2 separate regions of the Mus musculus genome follow, and region 2 is linked to region 1. A link is a contact called in ENCODE Hi-C data. All regions are on one chromosome and are shown on one strand. The core of a region is the stretch at or near the end of the contact, and the rest is flanking DNA. Distances in the headings are between cores, read along the strand shown.

What was found. Hi-C counts contacts between places; a loop is a spot of excess contacts on that map.
Region 2: a loop to region 1 is called in a map of T-helper 17 cell, with 2.8 times the contacts of the local background. The contact joins the promoter of Mms22l here to the promoter of Fbxl4 in region 1. A Hi-C loop is called at or near these places in 2 of 37 maps with a recorded cell type or tissue (T-helper 17 cell and heart).

The regions. Positions count from the first base shown.
Region 1 is chr4:22,355,544-22,360,590 of GRCm38, forward strand. Fbxl4 (F-box and leucine-rich repeat protein 4) reads left to right here and starts at 2,000. Exons shown (of 9, transcript NM_172988.4): 1 at 2,000-2,138.
Region 2 is chr4:24,493,390-24,498,436 of GRCm38, forward strand. Mms22l (MMS22-like, DNA repair protein) reads left to right here and starts at 3,062. Exons shown (of 24, transcript NM_199467.3): 1 at 3,062-3,676; 2 at 4,449-4,574. The coding sequence starts at 3,519.

The sequences.
Region 1 (5,047 bases), core at 750-3,249:
GCAGATTTACAGCTTGTCTTCATGTGTGTCCTAACCAACTAGAGCGGATGCTATCCCCAAAGCTATTGCCCGTCTGTGGGATATTTTCTAGCTGGGCTGCCTTATCTGGCTTCAATTGGAGAGGGAGTGATTAGCCTCGCAGAAGTGCCAGGGTTGGGAAATACCTAGAGGGCCTCTACCCTCTCAGAGGAGAAGGGGAGGAAGGGATGGGAGAAGGATTGTGGGAGGGGATAACCAAGAGTGGGGCAATCAGCAGGATGTAAAGTGAATAAGTAAAAAAAAAAAAATTAAATTAAAAAAAATAAATATAGTGAAGAAAGAAGTGTGGAGAGTGAATAAAAGACTAAATGAAGGTCTTTGCTTAAAAACACACACTTCATTTTAGAATGAGTAACTTCTGTAGTTTAAATGGAGTTTGAGTTCTTTATACGCATTAACTGAAGTCTTATCAGAAAATATAAAAGGGTCAGGTTTTTTATTTTTAATAAATTAGCATGATTTAAACACAGATTTTATTTTAGAATAAATATTCAGATTTACAAAAACTCTGTGATGAACAGATTGAGATGACAGACAAGCTGACCTCACAGCTGCCCTTGGTGTTAAAGAGATGGAATGCTCTTCCTGCTGGCCTTGAACTCACTGACATCTGCCTGCCTCTGCCCCCCAATGGCTGGGATTAAAGACATGCTCCACCACACCCAGTTCTAACCCTCTCCTTTTAGAACCTAGCTCACCAGATAGTGTCACAGTTAAGAATGGAAGATGGAAATTGAGTTTGAAGTTTTTGATTAAAATTTCACTTTTGTGTAGATTACACAGCATAGCATAATTGTTTCACTTCATGTGGTGGTCTGGATGAGATACTTTTATATGCTGGGGCCTTTCAATATGTGGTTCCTAGTTGGTCTGTTTGGGGAGGTGGAGGAGGTATGGCTTTGCTGATGGAAGTCAGTCATTGGGCCTGGCTTTGACAGATCAAAGACTTACCTGTTTCGAGTTGGTTCTTTGTACTTCGTTGTTTGCAGTTGGAGATGTGAGCTCTTAGTTGTTTGTGCCACCATACCTGGTGCTTGCTGCAGTGCTCCGGGTATGTAAGTGATTCTTAACCATCTGGAATCCCAAGTCTCATTGTTTTGGCTGTGATGTTTTGTTACAGCGATGGAAAAGAAAGTAACATAAAATTAACAAGTATTCTTTCTATTTTGCTTCTTCAAGAGAAAATTGGAAATCATGAGTGGTTCAGCATATTATTGAGTTTCCCATAAATAGGGCTGGAGAGACAGCTCTTTCAGAGACCCTGTTTGGTTCCCAGAATCCACTTCTGACAGCTCACAAATGCCTGTAATTTCAGCTCCAGGATATCTGATCTCTTCTGCCTTCAATGGCACCTGAACACATGTGTGCGCATGAACAGCACACACACACACACACACACACACACACAGATTAATAAAAAATTAAAATAAATCTTAAAGTTTTTTTTTATTAATGGAAACCTTGTGGAAAGACAGATGTAACGACAACTGAAGAAAGGTTCATTTGAAAAGAAATGGAGACTTAAGGGAGACCCGTGACAGCATCTTCATCACAGGTGGTCAGGTGAATATGCGCCTGCAGGGAAGGTTTGTTTCTGAGGGCTGAAGAATTTGTATATTAATTGGTGGATTGTGCCTGCTGAGAACTTTTACTGCTCTAGAAGTTCTCTTTCTAGTGCTCCTGTGCTGAAGTGCTTTTTTGCATAATACTTGGGTTGAGTCACCAAGTCCGAAGAAGCTCCAGCAGAACTACATTACTTCTGGAGGGCTATCTTTGGCAGGATGAGTAGCGTAAAGGTTCTGCAACCCGCTGCCAGTCCCCGAGCAAACAGGCCATTTCTAAAGCACCACTGGCCTGGCTAATCAGCTCAAACAACCAGGGCAATCCGGCAGCAGCCAGCCCGACCCTGGCCCCGCCCTTCGCCAGGCCCCGCCCCGCCTCCGGCCCCGCCCCGCCTCCCGGCCTCGGTCTTCCTTCCGGGTCGCGCTGGGCCGGGCCCGCCGCCGCGGCAGCAGCACGGGATACTGGGAGCCGTCTCCTGCTGCCCACGCTGCGGGCTTGCGGCGAAGCTCTGTTCGCCCAGTTCCGGACCCTGCAGGGTACGGCGCTTTCTTCCTTCCTCCCTCTTCAAGGTCTCGACGTTCCCCCCTCGGCGTGGGCGGGGCCGGGCGCGCGCCACTCTGGGGAGCGCGGGGCGGAGGCTCTGGGCCCACGCGTGCCTATGGTGCTGCGCCGCTGTGCTGGCGGAGACCGGACGTGGGTGCCGCCGCCTCCTGTCGCGGCTCTCTTGGGCCTGGCACGCTCACGGCGAGCTGCGGACGCTGGGCCTGCAGGCTGCGCAGCCCTGACTTCCCTCTCACGCGGGAAGGTTTCTGTCCAGGCAGGCTCGAGCCAGGAGATGCCAGGCTGCAGCCTTCTTTCCATCGTCTGGGGTGGGCCCAGCCACTTGTCAACTATGTTTGGCGATGGGGTTGGTTCTGCATTTCATCGGCTTCCCAAGTGCTCTTAGTCCCAGAGCTGTCAGCAGTCAGTTCTACTTGTAATCCACAAAGGGTCAGGAAGTTAGCTGGCTGTGGCCCACTGGTCTGCTCTGTTGGGAGCCACCTGCTCCCTCTGCTTCCTGCGCACACTCTGAGGAGATCCTAAGGCAGGCACACTGCTTATCTTGCCCACTCTCTCGTCCTACACGATTAATGAGTACAGGGTCCCTCGCACTCCTCTGTCTTGGAGTAAGTCTTGGGTGGAAGTGAAGTCTCATCTAGTGGCGCTAAGAATTAGACAGTCTTGAGTAGTCATTGAATTCCATTATTTCCAGACTTGCGTACCAATTTGAAAAATTCCTGTCCCACGTTTTGGCTCTTTTGAACCCTATTCCGTCTTTGTTTTCAAAGTCAGAGAGGTCAGGGCCTAAGACCTGGTTGTTTGTGGTCCTGTTGCTGCTGTCTTACAGTGTTGTTTACAGCTGATGTTTTGCTTTCAAATATGGTCGTCGAATCTTTACCAAGCCACTGCCCAGTCTTCTCAGCTTGGAAGCGTTACTATTTGCCGTCTTCGCTGTTCTAAGTTTGGAGTCCTCTTGGGTCTTTCATAATATGGATTGTGACTAACCCCCACCCCCCTCCGTGCACGTGCCCCATGGTTTGTTGTCTTACTCAACTTTGGTGTGAGATAAATAATGCTGTGCCTTCTTGGTTATTACTGGCCAATGACTTCATCCCAATTTGTCGAGTTCTGTTCTTTTTCTTCCTGTCAAGTGCTGGTATATGGTGAACACTTGGCGCCCGTGTATTCTTGAGACCTTCTGAACTGCTAGCAGTGACCTACTTCCTGTGGTAATGCCATGCTGCTCTTGTTTCTCCAGCTTTACAGTGTGTGGCGATTCAAACCTTGTCTGACATATCATGAACATCAGTGGATATTTTTGTAATGAACATTTAGTTGAGGGCAGGTTGGATTCCTTTTGTGTTTGAGTGTTGAGGTAGAGCTCTCAATGTAGCCTTGGCTGGGCTCTCTTAGAGGTCTTGTTGGCCCTGGCCCCTGAGAGATGGGGCTAAAGGTATGAAGAACTGCACTGAGTTGAATTCCCTTGTGTCTCGCCCCTCCCTCTAAAATGCCTTGCCAGTTTTTGAAATTTGTAAATTTGCCTTTCCTTTGGTCAGGTGAATTAATGGCCAAATTCTTAAATAAGCTGTCTTTTTGCTCACCCCGTTTACCCTGTCGAGTTGTTCCACATAGAAACTGATTCCCAGTCGCACGTCTGTTGACTTGGGATCTTCTCTTCGTGTGTGCAGTGTCCTGTTGGCCGTTATCAGTGATAACATAACAACATTCTATACCTGCTTTCAGCCCAGGCAAGCTCAATGCTCAAGCTCTCAGATATCCCTTTGAGTTTCACCATTCCAACAAGGTATCACAAACAGAATCAAATTCCTGTGCTGATGTAGTAGATGTGTAAATAATAATCACTGCTTAGTACTTTGCTCTTTCCAGATAGAAATGTGTATACGTGTGTTTCATATAGTGTGTGGTATAGCTTTCTGCAGCTTCTACTTAGTAGTCATCACTGGTGAATGTGTCTTTACATAGATGCACATGCCATCTTACCTTTCAAAGGCTTTTTTGGCTCATTATTTTAGGAGCAACCTAATACTGAGCCAATTCTCTCTTAGTATTTAGAACACTACACATTTATTTCTATTGTATGTGAAATTACTAGGCCATTTCTGCATGTGAATAGCTGTTTCTTATTTCTTATGTCTCTTTGCTTGGTGTCAGTTAGTCTTAGTTTGAAGATATTAAGTGGAAAATTCCAAGGGTAAATAGTTTGTAAGTTTTTAAATCCTGTGCTATTCTGAGTAGTGTGATGAAAGTGCATCCCTTCCTGATCTGTGAACTCTATCTTTTTCTACTCCAGCTACATATGTCCATGTATACGTATGTCTAGTCCATATGCCCATTACATAGTAAGTAACAGACCTGGCTGTCAGATCAACTGTGTTCAAGCAACTTTTTTTTTTTTTAATTTAATGTTGCCAAATTTGGATCAAGAGTACTGACTTCAGAAGTCCAAGCACGCCAAAGAGAAGCCAGCCATTAAGTACTTCCCTTATGAGTACGTATGTATGTATGGGAGTGCATATGTCTAGAAAGAATCATAATCTACCTAGCATTCTCTGCTCTCCATGGACCACAGTGGGATTTCAAAACATCTCCTGGTGATTGAGGGCCATTATTGTATATATTTGCATATTTGTTTCTTTTCTTGGTGCAAATGATTACATTGTTGGGTGAAAGGGTTTATGACTTTTAAATTTTCAGAGATTCTTCCACAGTACCCTTTAATACAGCTGCTGATACGGAGACTAGGGAGGTGGGTGGGTGCTTAAGACTCTTTGTTGCTTTTGTAGGAGACCTGAGTTTGGGTCCCAGCACTCACAGCTACCTGTATCTCCAGTTCCATGAGATCCAGTGCCCTCCTCTAACCTCTGTAGACACCAGACAAGCACAT
Region 2 (5,047 bases), core at 1,812-4,311, 2.1 Mb after region 1:
CATTTTGCATCAAGCTCAGGGCTTTCCAGTAAAGGCAGACTTCAACTTTCGCAGCAGGGTTTTCTGACACACATACAGCAAATAAAGTAATCTAAATAATTTAAAAGATTTCTAGGAGACTGTAAACCGTAGAGTCATTTGGTCTTGCTGTTTTTTTTTAATTTATTTATTACTTTTTAAAAAGATGATCCAAATTACTGTATCAGATTTCGGAGCTTTCATATCATCCTTAAGATATTTTGTGATTTTTTGATAGCTTGTACTATCAAAAATATATCAAGGAATTTGTACATTTCATCTTTGCTCACTGCAACCTTGTGTTAATACTTTAAAACACCCTTATCCTTTGAATTTCTGTAAAGTCTATACTGATAACTCTAATCCTTAAATTTGTTTTTTGGTGTGTACTTATAGGATTATGTGCTTGAGTTTTTGTTTGTGGGCATAGGAACGTATGTGTGGAGGCCAGAGGCCAACCTCAGGTGTCATTAGTCAAGTGATTAGTCAAGAGATGGCCCTTATTTTTGAGACAGGGAGTTTCTTTGGGACCTGGGGCTCAGAGGAGCCTAGGCTAGCTAGCAGGAGTGTCCCAAGGATGCCTCCTGCCTCTGCCTTCCCAGTGTGAATACTACAATCATATACTCATGCACCTAGCTTTGTGTGTGTGTGAGATGAAGGCATAAATGAGGTCTTCATTCAGCAAGCACTTTACTAAGCCATCACCCCAGTCTCTTTTTTACTGGCAATTTATGTCTCTTTCTCCTCCTCCTCCTCCTCCTTCTCCTTTTTCTTCTTCTTCTCCCATCTCTACTGCCATTTTGTTTTGATTACTTGGTCAGTCTAGTTAGATGGTTTGTTAACTGCATCTTGATGCTTTTGAAGAATCTTTTTGTTTCATTTATTTCATTTTTTGCTGGTTCTATCCTTTTTTTCTTTGTTGTTATATCTTTGGTTTGAATTCACTGAACTTCCAATATTTCAAAATGGATGTTTGCATCATTGAATTCTTCCCCTTCTAATGAAAGCAGCTCCTAATTTCACTGTAGTTACACAATATACTTCGTATGTTTTCAACCTTTTTTTAGCTTTTGTGAATGAAATGCAGAGACTTATACACACTATACAAATGTTCTACCACTATACTTCACTGGTAGCCTTCAATCCTTTTTAAATAGATAAAATTTGTTTCATGATTCTGAATATAATCTGGTTTCATGTTCCATGTTTTCTTTTTAATTGTATAATTTTACTGTTAGCGTAGTCATATGCATCAATTAGATTCAACTGGGAGCTAGTACTATCCAAATCTTTTATAGCCGTATTAATTTTCTATTGTCAATTATTATCAATTGCAGAGACATTTCAATTTTCTAATTAAGATTGTTAGGTGGATGTGGTGATGAATGCTTGTAGTCTAAGCTACTTGAGAGGTTAAGACAAGAAGACTAGGAAATTGGGGGCAGCTGGACAAAATACCAGCATTTCATCTTTACAAAACAATATTATTTGAATATTTCTGTTGTAACAGTATTATGTTATATTAATAAATATATAATAGCTATTTCTATCTATGGAAGCTTATACTTAAGTTCTTAACATTTCTATATCTTGTCAAAATTAAGATAAAAATAATTACAATTTTGTCTGATTCAAAGAAGAGTCTCTAACTTCTCTTTAGTTCTTTTCATTTCTAACCTGGACTACATACACTTGATAGGCTACACCCTTGCTTTGCGCTTTGGTTTGTTTTGGCCGACAGGAGTGAAACATGGGATGTGGTTTACTCCTTTCAGTGTTTCCCCCACTTGTCTGTGGTGGGACAGTTGTGTTTGTCTGTGAAGGCAACCACTGTTGTGTGACGATAAGTTAGGTGACTGCATCCTACAGGCACAGGTCTCACTCCTCTCTAGTAATCCGTGTTGATCCTTACTTTTCTGCTCAAGAATGATAATTGTCTCTATTAGCTGTGGGTGCCTAGTCATCCCATTTTGGGATCCAGTAACCATGGACACACCTTTGTAAGTGACCATTTCATTAAGTATCACCTTAATTGGCCTCTGTCATTTCTTTAGTTCTTCCCACTCCATGATTCACATAAGTTGAGCTCACATAATCAACATCAGGTATTTAAACAAACACAACAGACAAGAGTGTACTGGAATGTTGATGGGAGGAAGAAAAATGGCCGTATGGTATGTTGTCCTAATTGCAGTGCCAACACTAGGTATTCTCATATTCAGAAAACATACTCTTGACATCACTGTGGAAGAGACCTTCATGATACAATACTCATCACCAGCTATCATCAGCAGTCAACAAAAAAAAGCATCAGGTCTCAGAGTACCTCAACTGGGCTGCACAAATACATGTACTATAGTAGCCCTACACTGCAGTGGGAATTTTTTTTTTCTTCCGCTTCATCCCACATGTCATTTGAAAATACGTTGATTTTAACATCTAAGAGTTAGGGTAGGTTCCCTATGAAGTGGATGCCCGCAAGTAAAGCAATATATTTAAATGCAGCAGGCATTTGAATCCCCATGCCCCCCACCCCCATCTCAAGACAGTAATATTCGAGTCAACTTTAAAGAACACTTTAATAAGGAAAATGGATCGGAAAATATTTTTACAAAATTGTAACTCTTGTCCAGAGTTACAATGTATTGCAAAGGGAGCAAAAGTTGTTATGTCTGAGGAAAAAAAGCCATCTAACTTAGTCAATGTGTCCCTTGTGTTCTGGGTCACTGCTGCAGAGCAGAAGGCATCCAACACAGGAAAGCCGGGGTGGGCCCCAGGGCAGGAAGAGGGTGGCCGGGCTGCGGGAGGCCGAGGCAGGCGCGGGGCTCTCCAGAGCCCGGCCTGAAGCTGATCCCCGCCGTTCGCAGACCCTACTTCCAGGCTTCAGCGGAGAGCTGGCCACCTCGCAAACTCTCAACGGTACGGAGAACCGTGAAGAGCGAATCCCTGGACTTGTCCGGGCCGACGGGCTCTCGCGAGATCTCGGTCCGCGCCAGTGAGGACTCGCGAGAGGGCGGCGCCGGAGGCGGGGCACGCCGTGGCGGGAATTTCGCCTGCTTCCGGTTTCCTCTGCCCGGCGCTGCGTTCCGCGTTCTAGGTTTGCGGGGGCCTGCGGTTTTCCCGCGCGCTCGCCCGCCCCGAACGCCGCGCTGGGACTGAGGGAGACGGAGGGAGGCGGCGGGGCTGCGTGCTCCATCCGGGCCGTGCGGGGAAACCAGCCTGAGGAGGTGCGCGAGGGCCTCAAAACCCACGGCAGCCCGGAGGGAGCGAGGGCGGCGTTGGAAGGCTTGGCGGCTCCGGCGCCTGCGGGACGCCCGGAGGATTCTGGACCTGTTGCCTTCAGCTTCTCTGCTTTCACGTTGGTTTCCCCGGGTGCTGAGGGCACATTTTGGATCTCCGAGGTAGCTCCTTACCGTACTTTCAGCCTCTTGCAGCTTGTCTTCGGAGCCCGAACGTAACTGCCCGGAACCGCGGTGGCATTGCAGAGCAGGATGTAAATAATGGATGGCTGTTCAGCAGCGTCGACCTTCTTGACTGACAGCTTAGAGCTGGAGCTGGGGACAGAGTGGTGCAAACCCCCCTGCTTTTCTTGCGCTTTTGACAACAGAGAAGGAAAATTCTCTGGAGAGTCCTACCTTGCCAGTGGCGCCCTTAAGCGGTAGGTTAAAAAACAAACAAACAACAAAAAACCGAATTGAAGGTCCCCACCCCCAGCAATGTTGATTATCACCAATGTCTAACGTAGGTGCTCAGCAAGCCTCGTTTTACATACGCTTAGTATATAGAAGAACTTTCTGGATAATTGATAATCTCTTAGGAGTGGGTAGCTGGATATTTAATTTACTTAGACTGGTTTCAGAGCAGCCTAGTCTCTTGGAACTTGTATTTCCTTTTAAGGGGTAATAGTTATCTATAAGTTTTCAGTAGTTTATAAGTAGAACCTGATAGTTTTTGTTGCACGGGTTCTTTCCATCCAAAGCATCGGCATACAGAATTCATAGACACATTAGTCGAATGAATATTACAATAAAATTGCTGTTCTTGAATTATTTAGGTAATGCCCTTTGAGGAAACTTCATTAAAGAAAACCATTTTTTGTTGATTGTATGATTATACCTTGTTAATAATTTGTTAATAACCTTAAACCACATTAGGTATCTATATGATGTCATTCTTCCTAATTCGGAATATTTGGTGTTCTGAAAACCCATTTTCTTGTTCAAAGATAAATTACTGTGACCTCAGACCACTTTGTATATTGCTTGGACTCCATTTAGATTTTCCTTTTGGACACAACATAAGGTGTCAAGTAACCCCTCCCCCCCCCCCCCAACACACACACACATACACATATACATATGTGTTTGTGCGCGTCATCATGGCATGTATAGTCTGGATTCAAATGATTTAAGTCATTGTTTTCATTACAGGTTAATTTTAAATCTTGATCCATTACCAACTAATTTTGAAGAGGATACAGTAGAACTATTTGGCTTCCAATGGGTTACAGAAACAGCGCTAGTCTATTCCTGTAGAGAGCTCTTTCATTTATTCAGGTATGTATGTGTCTATTTTTAACTCTAATGCTGTCTAGTTTTATATTGCTGCTTTTCCACTACTGATTACAAAAGCAGGGAAATTGCTCTTTTTTATTGCTTTGCTGGTGGTCTTACCAGGAAACACTCAAGCAGTTATGACTGATAAATAATGGTTTTAAGGAGTTGTTTATATTGTGTATATTGATAAGCGAAATCCTTATCAATATATATGTGTGTGATTTAATCTCTAGATTAAATTAGTCTCTGATTAAATTAATCACATGTGATTCTAGAGATCTAATCTAGGTTATTGTATATGTTAGGCAAGCATCATACTACTGAGCACTGAATACCTGCACTGTGTATAATGTACATATTCTCTATATAACATATTGTATATGCATTGTTTTTGTTTCTAAGACAGGGCCTCAACTCTAGCCAATGTGTAGCCTAGGTCAATGACCTAAAACTTACACAGCAATCCTTTCTTA